2 separate regions of the Mus musculus genome follow, and region 2 is linked to region 1. The links are chromatin contacts, found by Hi-C in ENCODE. All regions are on one chromosome and are shown on one strand. The core of a region is the stretch at or near the end of the contact, and the rest is flanking DNA. Distances in the headings are between cores, read along the strand shown. Region 1 holds the start of Nrf1 (nuclear respiratory factor 1). Region 2 has its middle 29 kb from the start of Gm31221.

Region 1 (7,228 bases), core at 3,552-6,051:
TCAGTCTATCCCCTTACCCTATCAATGCCACAGTAGTAGTCTTTTTTTTTTTTTTTTTTAAGATTTATTTATTTATTATATGTAAGTACACTGTAGCTGTCTTCAGACACACCAGAAGAGGGAGTCAGATCTTGTTACGGATGGTTGTGAGCCACCATGTGGTTGCTGGGATTTGAACTCAGGACCATCGGAAGAGCAGTCGGGTGCTCTTACCTGCTGAGCCATCTCACCAGCCCCAGTGGTAGTCTTTTAAAAAAAAAAAAAAGATAAGTTTTACTGTATCTTTTAAAAATCTTATGTGCATTGGTGTTTTGCTTGTATGTATGACGGTGTGAAGGTGTCAGATCCCCTGGAACTGGAGTTACAGACAGTTGACTGGAGTTACTATATGGGTGCTGGGAATTTGAACCTCGGTCCTCTGGAAGTGCGACAGTGCTCTTAATCGTTGAGACATCTTTCCAGCCCCCTCAAACTAGAGTCTTAACGTTTACTTCTTATCAAGACAGAGTCACGCCAGACTGGCTGGCAGGATTAATATCTGTAGACTTTGCTCAATGCTGGAGTTGTCCAAGCCTGTTTAGCCCAAGAATTTGTCGATTCTTTGTGTGTGTGTGTGTAATGATGCATTGATACATGACCTGGCTGGACTGCCTCTTTGAATGTTTGAATGTCAAAGATAGCCCTTGTCACCTCTCAATAATACGAGGAAGCTGACCTATACTGTCCCAGGAAAATGGAACTTACTTCATAGTTTCTCAAGTTGAACAGAATCTTATTCTGTTTTGGGGACGGGTATGGGGGGTGGTGGTGGTAAAATTTGCTCCCAGTCTGCCTCTACCTAGATGGGCAAATGAGATAGAGAGACATGAGTCTCCTTTAGATCTCAGTGGCTTAACTCATGTTTGATCCCCAGGAAAGTTGCACTGTTAATGTCTTAGCCCTTGCTCAACATTGTCAAAAGTGATCTGTCATACTAAGTTAAGCCTCAATGCTCAAAGAAGCCATTAGGATCATCTGTCTTAAATAAAAATAATTAGCCAGGCAGTGGTGGCACTCGCTTTTAATTCCAGCACTTGGGAGGCAGAGGCAGGCGGATTTCTGAGTTTGAGGCCAGCCTGGTCTACACAGTGAGTTCCAGGACAGCCAGGGCTATACAGAGAAACCCTGTCTCGAAAAACCAATATATCTTTATATCTATCTACCTATCTATCTACCTATCTATCTATCTATCTATCTATCTATCTATCTATCTATCTATATCTTGTAAAGGTGTCCATAGCATGGCAGGCACAAGGTCAGAAGACAACTTTTGGGAGTAGGTTCTCTGCTTCCGTAGTGTCGCCCAAGTCCAGGGATTGAACTCAGGTCATCATGTTTGCTTGATAAGCACTTTTGCCAGTAAAACATCCTGAGGTCTCCTCATCTACCATTTTTCTTTCTGTCCTTGGAACAAAAAGACAAGAATAGAAAAAGAATGCCAAACTTTATCATCTAATGAGCTCAGTCAGATCTAATCTCAGGTGGGTAAGGTGTCTTCCAGAATTTCATTGATAACCTAATCAATCAACTCAGAAATATGCAGAAGGACCCCGGAGAAATGATTGTGTAGGGCGGGTCTGAGAATCTGTTGACATAAGACTTGCATACAAAGGGCTTGGTGTGTTTGACCTTAGCAAAAACCAAACAAAACAAAGCACAAAACCCTCTGATCAAGAGGACTCCTACCAACACAAGAATCCCCATTCTCATGTCAGCCAGTTTGTCTTGGCGGCAGCAATTTCAATTTGTTTGGGTTGCTTAATGTCATTAAATCTTAAGACTGGGGCCTGGAGAGATGGCTCAGCGGTTAAGAGCACTGACTGCTTTTCCAGAGGTCCTGAGTTCAATTCCTAGCAACCACATGGTGGCTTACAACCATCTATAATGAGATCTGGTGCCCTCTTCTGGTGTGTCTGAAGACGGCTACAGTGTATTCATATATATAAATTAAATAAATAGAATTTAAAAAATTTTAAGACTGTACAGAACTAATATAAGGGTGATGAAAAAGTCATTTACAGCATTCATCCCATCATATTGGCCCTGGCAATAAGTATTCTGTGTAACTTGGTATTAGAATATTTGTAGTACAAACTGTCAAAAGTTCCACAGAAGTTAATGCTGTCTGACACTAAGGTTCTCTTGTGCTTTGTGAGTGGGTGTGGATAGCCATCTAAAAGCTCTGGTAGGGTCAGGATCAGGACTGGTTCCATCTCCATCTGAGTTGGGGCAAGTAACATTGGCATGTTTTGGCTTCTTCATCTGTCAAAAGGGACCATAGTAGTACTTACGTAATGGCCTCCATTGGAGAATGAAATGAGAGGGAGAGTGTAGGGGCTGGGGATATTGCTCAGTTGTTTGTTTGCCTAGCAAAACCCATGAGGTCCTGGGTTCAATCCCCAGCACACATTAACTGAGCATGGCAGCACAGGTCTGGTATCCCACCACTTGGGAGGCCAGGACAGGTCAACCTCAGGTGGAGGTTAGCTTGGGCTACTGAGGCCATTGTAAACAGAGAAGGGAGCTAATGCAGATGTCGCTGGTAAGTCCTGTATGATAAGGAAAGGCAAAGCAAGCAGGCTTGGGGGATGAGGGATGAAAGCCATGTCCAGACTAAAGGAGTAACAAGCTGTTCTGATGGAAAGTTCTAGCACGCGAGAAGACAGCCGTGAGAAATGTTCTGAGCAGAGGGGTAGTATTCCTTGATCTCTATGATCCAACAGCTTCCCAGTTCTTCTGTAGCCTGAGAGAGACGCAGCAGATGAAGTCAGAGATGGCACCGTGGGTGAGGACATCAAAGTTCTCAAAGCCACCTTCAAGGATTTTAGACGTTAGACATCCCAAACAGGGAAATAACACAACACAATCTGCTTTTTTTTTTTTTTTTTTTTTTTTTTTTTGAGACAGGGTTTCTCTGTATAGCCCTGGCTGTCCTGGAACTCACTCTGTAGACCAGACTAGCCTCGAACTCAGAAATCCACCTGCCTCTGCCTCCCGAGTGCTGGGATTAAAGGCGTGTGCCACCACGCCCAGCTACGATCTGCTTTTTTTTAAAAAAATGAAGAAAAGAGTCCATTCAAGTTGAAGTGTGCAGAAGGGGCTGGGGAGAGCAAGTCCAGGGTCTGGGAGCCAGTTCAGAGTCTAAGTGCAGCACCTCCACACGAAAGCAGCCTGGACCAAAGTCAGAAAGAGGCAACAACGCTTTAAAGATGTCATTGGATGGCCAGGCAGAGGGTCCATGTCTTTAATCCCAGAACTTGGAAGGCAAGGACAGGATAAAAATCTCTGAGTTAGAGGCCAGGCCAGTCTGGTCTTTATGGTGAGTTTCAGGCCATCCTGGGCTACATAGTTGAGACCCTATCTCAAAAAAAAAAAAAAAAAAAAAAAAAAATCATTGAGGCAAAGAGGAAAGAGCAGACATTATTCCTACAGGGATGGGTAGTGACAGTGATATCGGTTTGATTTAGAAAACATTAAGGGTGCCAGGCAGTGGTGGCGCACGCCTTTGATCCAAGCACTGGGGAGGCAGAAGCACGCAGATTTCTGAGTTTGAGGCCAGCCTGGTCTACAGAGTTCTTGGACAGCCAAGCCAGGGCTACACAGAGAAACCGTCTCTAAAAACCAAAAAAAAGGAAAAAGAAAAAAAAAGAAAGGAAGGAAGTAAGGAAGGAAGGAAGAGAAAAGAAACCGTTAAGGGAAAAAGGCATTCAGTTAAGCTGGGCAGTGGTGGCACACGCCTTTAATCCCAGCACTGGGGAGGTAGAGGCAGATGATCTCTGGGTTGGAGGTCAGCTTGGTCTGCAGAGTGAGTTCCAGGACAGCCTGGTCTACACAGAGAAATCCTGTCTTGGACTAAAAAAAAAAAAAAAAAAAAACTACATAAGACAAAGGTATCCAATTAAAAAAATGTTTGCTTATTTGTTAAGCTGTTTTCTGACACCATGTGGGGCATTTATCTAGTGCACATTAAATCTCCCAGAAGTGTTAAAAATGCAGATTCTAGGTTTCAGTTGGAGCTGGGACTCCCGGTGGTTCTGATGGGGGCTCCTGATGACATAACAAAAGCAACCCAAACTACCCCATGTCCCCAACCTTTCATTTTCCCACTGTCTGCTCACTTGTTAGGCATACTAGGATACCCTATTGCTTCATCTAAGCGCCGAGAAAGCAAGGGCAAGAACTTACTTTTTTATTTTTATTAAATAGAGCCTTGGTTTGCTAACAGGTGCACTTCGGAGCACCCATAACAGCATCCAGTACGGAAAGGGGCCCTTTAGAAATGTTGGTCTAAGGAACGAGAGAATAAATTACCATATTGCTTTGTACCAAAGTTCCCCGTTTACAGATCTGGTTGGGGCTTTGAAACAGAGAAACAAAGCGCATTTCAGAGAGGGGTCGAGGCGACTACGCAAAGGCGCGCCGAGTAAAATGTGGGGGAGCCGCTTTGGAGCGGAGGTCTCAGTTCCCCGCGCTCGGCTCCGAGCGGAGGGCTCCTTCGGATTAGCAACCATCTTGGGCGGCATGAACCACTTCGCCGCCGCGTCCGCGACTTGCTCAGCCGGTTGCCCTCCTGGTCCGGGCCCCGGCCAGCGCTGCCGAGCCGCACCAGAGGCCGACGAGGCGGCCGGGGGTCTCAGAGAGCGCCGCCGAGAGCCCCCTCCCCGGAGCCGCAGAGCCGTGCTGGCCTCGCCATCATGGCGGTCTCCGGGCGGGGAAGCCGAGCCGTGCGTCGCGTGCGTGCCTCCTCCCTCCCCTCCCCCTCCTCGGCGGCGGCGGCGGCGGCAGAGGCGGCAGCGCTCGCCATTGCCGCTGGTGGCAGGAGGCTGCGAGGAGCCGGCGCGGTCGCAGTCTCCACGGCGCAGGCCCACGGTAGCGCAGCCGCTCTGAGGTGAGTGCCCTACCGCGCAATCTCCAGCTATTTCAGCCCCGGCGCAGCCGCAACACGCCGCCCGCCCGCCGGCCGGCCGGCCCGCCCCGCAGCCGGCACCCTGCCGCCCCCGGCTCGGGGCCTGGGCCCCCGCCGGATTCGGCCTGCCTGGGGCGGGGGGCCCGGGCCCGGGCCCGGCCCAGCCAAACCGCCACCCCGAGGATGCGCAGGCCGCACTAGGCCCCGGGCGTCCTGGCGGGCTCGGTAGGGAGGCGGCTGCCCTCCCGAGAGCCCCAGGGTTCCGGCCTCCCCTACCGCCTCGGGTTCTCCCGGCCGCGGCCTCCTCCGCGCCGTGGAACCCCGGGCCTGGTCTTCCTTCTGCGGGCTCGGGAGCCGGCGGCCCGGGAGAGCGCGCCGGGCCCGGGAGCGGGAGGTGGGTGGGCTGCGCGGGACCGGAGCGGCGGCTCGGCGCTCGCCCCCTCGGCTCTTCCCGGCTCTGGCCCGCCGGTGGCTCGGTGCGGCCGGGCGGGGCGCGGGAGTGGCTGTCTCTGGCGGGAGAGGAGGCTGGTGGTTCGGCCGGGCGACCTCCGAAGCTTCCCTCCCGCCGGGGTGGCGTGGGATGGTTACCCAGGTGGACTGGGGGGCGCTGAATATGGCGCGCTGCCCACCTTCTTGCAAGTTGTGAGGAGGCGCCTAGGCGGCAGTTCGAGGAGGAGGAGGAGGGCGCAAAGTCCTTTTGTACGCAGAAATAAGGAGCGACATTGTGTTTTTCCTCTCCGGCGGAGATACCCACCGAGGGGCCTGGGTTCTTCCTGGGACTGGCGTGGTGGTCTCCGGGGGACAGGAGGGGGAGGTGGCGCACCCCTTAAGAAGGAACGGAGCCTTTGCCTCGGATAAAACAGGGGGTCTGGGGTGGTCTTGTGCTTGATTCTCTCCCACATCTCCCAGGCTTTCGTGGATTCGTGGGTTTGCCATTGCATGTTCTGTAGTGATGTCCACTGTTTCTCACCTGTTGTGTCGTTGCTGCTGGCCCCAAACTTTGTTCGGTGCATCTGACTACCCACCAGAACTTGAAAATGTTAAACATACATTAATGTTGTTAGAGCTTCAAAGGCTATCTGCTCTGACCAGTTGGAGGAGCTGTTAGCAGGTCATCCCCATCTTCCCTGCCATTAAAGTATCTTGTACTGATGATGGCTTATGTTAGAGTTGGTATCGGTTGGGCCGATTTTTTTTTTTTTTTAAGTAGGCAAAGCAAAACTTCCATTTTAGTGTTTAAATCTCCATTTATTGGAGAAAGTTGGTGGGAGTGAACCTGTCAGTTGGGACAGTGCTCTGTAGGAGAATGGGGACAGCTTTTGTCCTTGGAGGAGTGGTCCTTTTTGGTCCTTTTTCCAATCTTCGGCAGATCCTTTTAAATGCCTTTTCCTTTAGTCATAAACAGTAAGTTAATGGATTGTTCCTCACTCCGGGGAAGAGAAGAGGGGTGACATATATATTAAATGAGTGTTGATTTTGCTTTTTCATTTAGTTATGTCCTGACTCCCTAACATTGTTTGAAAGTTCTTGACAAGTTACCCTATAAAGTAGTAGAAATATGGCTAGTTAATGAGTACAAAGTAAGTGTATAATCGTCATGTGTAATGTGATGTAGTGACTTAATTTGGGTGCAGACTTAACTGTAATTTGTTGAGTGTAGATTTTTGGGAAGGTGTTACCCTTCCTCTTTATTTTTTTGTGCTTTGCTGGGGAATCTAACAGGGCATTGGCCATGCAGACCGTTTGCTGCTGAAATACATTGGCAGCCTTTTGTTGTTTGTTTGTTTGCCTGATAGGAATTCGACTGTTGCTAACAATTGGGTACCTAACCCACATCGAAACAAAACAATAGTCTTTTAGCCCACTTTATTTAAAATCTTGATTTCATTATAATCTCAAACTCAGCATACAGAAGGGGAGAAGAATTTTTGTCTACTAGTGAGTGGTTTATATTCTCATTTAACCAGAACCAGCCAACTCAAATTAGGTGTTTTCACAAAAATACCGGAATTATAGAAGGATTATAAAAGGGATTTCCATTTCCCTCGACACTCATACATATTTCAGTGGGACCTAAGGTTGTGGGTTTTCTGTTTTATTAAGGTATAATTACACACCCGTTGCTAATTTAGTTAGGGAGGTGAAGGCCAACAATCCTGTGATTTAAATTTGTGAATTGTCTTTGCTGATGTACTACATTTTTAACCAGACCTGGCTTGTCTGTACAAAGCATTTTATAGGAAACAAAAGCAAGCATGTACCTTTTAAGGGAAAATTAAGGTT
Region 2 (6,847 bases), core at 513-3,012, 160 kb after region 1:
ATTCCAGGACAGCCAGGGCTACATAGAGAAACTCTGTCTCAAAAAAGGAAAGAAGAAGAAGAAGGAGAAGGAGAAGGAGAAAGAAGAAGTGTCTTTTTGAAGTTTAGTGTGGTGGCAAACCCCTTTAACCCCATCACTTCAAAACAGAGGTAGTTGGATCTCTGTGAGTTCAATCAGCCTGGTCTACAGAGTGAGTTCAGAGGTACACAGAGCAAAGTCTTTTTTGTTGTTGTTGTTTTGAGACAGAGTTTTGCTTGTAGTCCAAACTGGCTTTGATAAAACTAACAACCCCCCATCTCAGCTTCCTCAGTACAACCATATGCCACCATGGCTGGGTATAAATCTTCTTAAAGCTCAGCATATGGCCTTTCCCACCTGGCCCTTACTAACTTGTGTATAATAATAATAATAATAATTTGTTATTATTATTATTATTATAATACAGGCTTTGCCTCAAGAAACCACAGTCCCTTATTTTTACATTTATGTATTCAGGGGGGAGAGTGTGTTAATGGCATGGCATATGTGTGGAGGTCAGAGGTCGGCTTTCAGGAGTTGGTTCCTCTTCTGCCACCACAGGGATCCCGGAGATTGAACTCAGGTCACCAGACTCAGGGGGGAGTGACCTTTAGAGACAGGGCTGAATCATAAGAGCACCATCCAATTTCCCACCCACACTAAGAGGCCTGGTCCTCAGGAACACGGGCTGCAAATGTCAGGAAGCGGCGGAAACCTGGTGTAAGGGCAAAGCAACTAGCTTTCCACCAGCGGGAGAGGCGGGCGGCCAGCTTGCAGGCAGACCCTCTTCCTGGCCTCTGCCAACTGGGACCAAAGGCTCTCCTCTTTCCCCAGCGCTGGCATTCTCCGAATTCAGAAAAGCTGCTCTGGAAGGCGGGAGAGGGAACCCCCGGGATCCACATGGCAGGCAGGGAGAGTCCAGCAAACTGCATTGTGTCCTCCACACAGGAGGGAACAGATGCTGGGCAGGCAGCGCAGCTCGAGCTGGAGAGGCCCTCATCCCAGGGCTCCGTGTGAGTGAATTACTGGCAGGGGACCATGTTGTCCTGAGCCCGTGTGCTCCTTTACAGGCCCTAAAACCCGCGGTCTCACCGCTTCCCTGCAGCCCGAGCCACACTGCTGGGCCAGTCCCCTGACCTCAGGGGTCCTCTGCTAGTAAGGGCCTGCCAGCTCACCCTGAGGTCCTCCATGCAGGACAAAGGCCGCCTCCTTCAGTCTGGAAATGACTGCTCTCAGTCCAGGTGTCTTTGAATGGGCACTGTCTGCTCAAACAACCCAAAGCCACCTTCTCCATTCCTTACTGTTAGCATGTGCTGCCCGTGTGAAAAGAAAGATCTAAAAGATCTAAGTACTTTCACTTTAAATTGTTCTCAGCTTGGCTTTTTTTTTTTTTTTTTTTTTTTTTTTGGTTTTTCGAGACAGGGTTTCTCTGTGTAGCCCTGGCTGGCCTGGAACTCACTTTGTAGACCAGGCTGGCCTCGAACTCAGAAATCTGCCTGCCTCTGCCTCCCAAGTGCTGGAATTAAAGGCGTGCCACCACTGATCGGCTTGGCTTCTTTTTTTGTTGTTTGTTTGTTTGTTTGTTTGTTTGTTTTTGTTTTTTGTTTTTGCGGAACAGGGTTTCTCTATATATCCCTGGCAATTGACAGGTTGGGGTCCTGTGTTCAGAGGACAGGTGTGGTAGTCACAGAGCGGGGATGGGGATGCTTTGTGCCACCAGCCAGGCTCTCCCTCGCGAGGCGCAGAGCCGGGGCCAGCACGAGCCCCGCGCGCCCCCTGGCGGCGGAGCCGAGGAGGGACACTCTGGAGAGCCTGTGGCGTCTCAGCAGCTCTGGGGTCACAGCATCTGCCACCGCGGGCGGTCTCAGCTGTCTACGGACTATCCAGAACGGCGGAGCCCCGGTGTCCTCAGATCCTGGAAGTCACGCCCCTCCCGTCCCGGAGGATGAAGCTGAGGCTAAGGGGACAGCCAGGTGGAGCCTCAGAGCCCCCCACCCCGCGAGCCTCTGCTCCCACTGCCTGGTACTTCCACTGTCCCTGAAGGCATCTAGGCTCCGGGATTATTTGCCTTCTATACAGAAAAACCCTAGCAGCCAGCAGAGGCTTCCAGCAGCAGGAGGGTGGGGGGCGCTTCCCGGTACTGAGCATAAATTCCTTTCTTTTTAACTCCCTCCTCCCCTCTACGCACTTTGTCTCTGGGAGAGTACTGCATTTTTTCACGGTATATACACATTAATTAGAGCTCAAAACAAGCACTGTACATTTTTCTGCAAAACTTTGTTCTAGTAAAACAATAACAAAACTTCTGGGAGGCAGAGGCAGGCAGATCTCTGAGAGTTCAAGACCAGCCTGGTGTACAGATCGAACTCCTGGACAGCCAAGGCTAGGCAGAACAACTCTGTCTCCAAACAAACAAATATTGTATTTAGATTCTATTTTATGCATGTGTGCTTTTGCCTGCATATGTATGTGGACCATTTATTTGTGTGCCTGGCACAGGTGGAGGTCAGAAGATCTCCTGGAACTGTAGTTATGGGTGGCCGAAGTCTCCATGGGTGCTGGGAACTGAACTCAGGACCTCTGGAAGAGCAGTCAGTGTTCTTAATCACTGAGCCATCTCTCCAGCCCCCTGAATGTTTGTAGACAGGATTGGCCAAATTGGCTTTCAACTCAAACTTCTCCGCCTCCTCAGCACTGACCAGAGACTGGCTATGCCTTTGACCACTGAGAAATTAGCATTCGTGTTGATAGATACATACTGAACTAATATTACCATCACTAAAGTGCAAATTAACTCATGAACTTTTTCTTTTTCTTTTTTTTTTATTTTATTTTATTTTATTTTATTTTTTTTTGGTTTTTCGAGACAGGGTTTCTCTGTACAGCCCTGGCTGTCCTGGAACTCACTTTGTAGACCAGGCTGGCCTCGAACTCAGAAATCTGCCTGCCTCTGCCTCCCGAGTGCTAGGATTAAAGGCGTGTGCCACCATGCCCGGCTTACTTTTTCTTTTTCTTTTCTTGAGACAGGGTTTCTCTGTATAGTACTGGCTGGCTGTCCTGGAACTCACTCTGTATAGACCAGGCTGGCCTTGAACTCAGAAACCTGCCTTATCTTTGCCTCCCAAGTGCTTGGATTAAAGGCGTGTGCCACCACTGCCCGGCAACCCATTAACTTGTAAGTATCAATTATACAGCAAACAGGTAATATTGAGCTAAATAAATTATTTATTATCTTTTTAATATTATCTTTTTAAATAAGGTATTGTCCCTGTCTAAAGGAAATGCAGGGACAAAAATGGAGCAGAGGCTGAAGGCCAGGCCGTCCCGGGACTGTCCCGCTGTGTGATCCATTCCATCCACAGACACCAAACCCTGGCACTATTGCTGATGCCTTGATGTACTTAGGGCCTGGCATGGCTGTCCTCTCAGAGGCTCTGCCAGCACCTGACTAAGACAGATGCAGATACTCACAGCAACCATTGGACTGAGCCTGGGGACCCCAATGGAAGAGTTAGGGGAAGGACTGAAGGAGCTGAAGGGGGTTGCAACCCCATAGGAAGAACAAGAGTATCAATTAACCAACCAGACCCCTCAGTTCCCAGGGGCTAAACCACCAACCAAAGAGCACACATGACTCCAGCTACATATGTAGCAGAGGACGGCCTCATCTGGCATCAGTGGGAGGGGAGGTGCCTGGTCCTGTGAAGGCTTGGTGCCCCAGTGAAGGAAGATACCAGAGGGGTGAGGCAGGAGTGGGTGGGTGGGTGGGTGGGTGAGGGAGCACGCTCTTGGAAGCAGAGGGGAGGGCGTGGGGAGGAGGTTGTAGAGGGGAGATCGGGATGGGGGGACAACATTTGAAATGTAAACAAATGATTAATGAACTTAAAAAATAAGGAAAAAAAAACCAGTGACCACCAGAAAGTTGTTTTTTGTTCTTTTGTTTTTGTTTTCTGTTGTTTTTTCAAGACAGGGATGGCGATGGCATTCTATATTTCTGCTCTAGAGAGTATGCTCCTGATCAGTTTTTATTTGTTGGTATTGAAGGTTGAACCCACAGCCTCACACACAGGATTCTACTACTGAACTACATACTACTGATTCTCCTGGCCCTACAGCTGACTTTATCTCTACTGAAGGCCTCAGAAACACTGGCAATGCTGCTGTCAGTGGAAATGGGCTGTGTTGGAGGACAAGTCCTGACTCTCAGATCTGGACCAAAACTATGGAACTGACATCTGGGCAGGTCAGCCATGGTGTATCTGGGTCCCAGACGGTGAAGAGGTCAGCTCAGAGTATTTGGAAAATTCCAGACCCCTCCTCTCCTGGAAGAGAAAGGTCATGAAACACTTAGGTACCCCCACTCTCCGGAAGGGAGAGGCTAATTACATTCCTTAGACCAGTGTGTGTGTGTGTGTGTGTGTGTGTGTGTGTGTGCACTTGCATGTTTACTATCAGTTACGTGCAGGTGGCAGAGGCCCAGAGCACTTAGACACATTTCATGTTGGCCATCTACAGACAAGGGAAGTCCTTGCCACCTCATTCTCTTTTTTTCTTTTTTTAAAGATTTATTTTTTATTTATGTGAGTACACTGTAGCTATCTTCAGACACACACCAGAAGAGATCCCATTACAGATGGTTGTGAGCCACCACGTGGTTGCTGGGAATTGAACTCAGGACCTCTGGAAGAGCGCTCTTAACCAACTGAGCCATCACTCCAGCCTGCCACTTCATTCTCTAAAGACCAATCAGTTTAAGTCACACTCTTCTGTCAATCACATTGTGCCCAATGGCTGCTGCTTTGAAAACTGTATAAATACTCGCCCAAATGTGCTGTGTGGTCGTTCTCTCTCACCTCCATGTGTAGGACAACCCCAAAGCGCTGGAACAATAAATTCCTCTTGCTTTTTGCATGGATTCCTGGCTCTGCATCATTCACTCAGGGAGTTCCCAGTAAGCTACGCCTTGCCAGAGTCTTACAACAGAAGGCTCCAGTAGGTGCAGGCCATCGACTCTGTACTTTGAACAGCATGAGGTCATAGTTCACAAAGCCTTAAGTCCTAGGATCCAGCATAGTAACCACACACTCTCTCTCTCTCTCAGTTACGGCCCCAGGATGGAGGGAGGGCTGGTCTACTCACTGGAGTGCTCACAATGGAATCCTAAGAGGGCAGAACTTTCTGCATACAGGGCAAAGCAGTGGTTCTCAGCCTTCCTAATGCTACAACCCTTTAATACAGTTCCTCCTTTTGTGGTGATTCTCAGTCATGAAATTATTTTCATTGCTATTTCATAACTGTAATTCTGCTGTTATGAATCAATTCAAATATCTGTGTTTTCCGACCTTTGTGAAAAGGTCATTTGATCCCCAAAGGAGTTGTGACCACAGGTTGAGTGAGACCCATTGCTCTGGAGGAAGGCGTTTATGTTTCTCAGCTGCTATCAGCACAGAACTCTTTTGAAATCTGCAGAAGGGTTTCTTGGGTTTTGTTTTGTTGAGAGAGGATCTGGTCCTGGAACTCTTTATGTATAGCAGGCTGCCTCTGTGCTGAGATCTACCTGCTTCTGCCTACTGAATGGGCCGAGGATTAGAGGTATATAATGCCACCATGCCTGGCCCAGAAGGGCATACACACACACACACATACACACACATGTGTGTATATGTATGAAAAAAAATCTGTGTTATCTATTATGTGTGTGTGTGTGTGTATTTCCATCCCCATAGACAAGAACACAGCTCTGAACTAGATAGAGGGAACACTCCTTTGAGGTAACTTTAAATACCCGAGGGGTCAGAAAACCTTCACCTTTCCAGAGGTTGTAGCTCTGGAGATCACACCTCAGCCAGCCACAATGAACTATCTTGGGGTGTGTTTGGTGGGTCTAGGAGTTGTGGGTATCCTAAACCTTGTTTTTCTTCTCTGGTGGGTAGGGCACCCCGAGATTCCAGGGTTTCAGCACCTCAGTCCAGAGGGGGAGGGTCCTGTTGCCCTTCAGACTGAGAGAAGTTCCTAAATTGTCATGGTTTGTATGTCCTTGGACCAGGGAGTGGCACCATTTGGAGGTGTGACCTGGTTGGAGTAGGTACGTCACTGTGGGTGTGGGCATAAGATCCTCACCCTAGTTGCCTGGAAGTTAGTCTTCCACTAGCAGCCTTTGGATGAAGACATAGAACTCTCAGCTTCTCCTGCACCATGCCTGCCTGGATGCTGCCATGTTCCCACCTTGATGGTAATGAACTGAACCTCTGAACCTGTAAGCCAGCCCCAATTAAATGTTTTTTTATAAGACTTGCCTTGGTCATGGTGTCTGTTCACAGCAGTAAAACCCTAACTAATACATAAGTACAACCTCTGGGACCCCAACTGTCTAAAATCACAAACTTTAGAAACCCCCTCTCCTGGAAAAGGAGCCATGCCTCAGGAAAGGAGGACAAGGTTTTGACACCCAGAGGGCTGCTGAGGGTGAGATTGCTGTGGACTCCTCCTGGGGCTGTTACCCACATTTCCCAGTTCAGTCAAAAATGGGTTCTATGAACTCCCAAAGTCTCTTGGGTCTAAAAACTCCAAACCTGTATTAGGACCTTAGTGTTCCAAGTAGCCTTTAAAGGGGCTATGGTATTGAATCAGGTCTGCAAGGAAGACTTGCAGACTTCATTGTTTAGCCAAGGACTGAAGGGTACAGGGGCTGGAACTTAAGTAGCCCAGCTCCTACGGGATTCAATAGCTCTGGTTTCCAGGCCTTTGGGTAAGGGGCTAGTGAGGACCACATGTTGAACTGCTGTTTCAGGAGTGCCTCATTGCTCTACCTTATTCAAGGGACAGTCCC

The links. A loop is a pair of places that touch in the nucleus more often than their neighbours do.
Region 2: a loop to region 1 is called in a map of heart, with 2.6 times the contacts of the local background. The contact joins the enhancer-like site here to the promoter of Nrf1 in region 1. A Hi-C loop is called at or near these places in 1 of 37 maps with a recorded cell type or tissue (heart).

What each region holds. Positions count from the first base shown.
Region 1 is chr6:30,043,187-30,050,414 of GRCm38, forward strand. Nrf1 (nuclear respiratory factor 1) reads left to right here and starts at 4,802. Exons shown (of 12, transcript NM_001164226.1): 1 at 4,802-4,927.
Region 2 is chr6:30,203,974-30,210,820 of GRCm38, forward strand. No RefSeq gene overlaps it. Among named protein-coding and RNA genes, the nearest start is that of Gm31221, 29 kb to the left of the region's middle. Within about 2 kb of position 1,763, at least 1 of the 3 ENCODE cell types and tissues checked has a DNase peak (open chromatin) inside an H3K27ac peak, as active enhancers do; it is heart, where a contact is called at or near this core.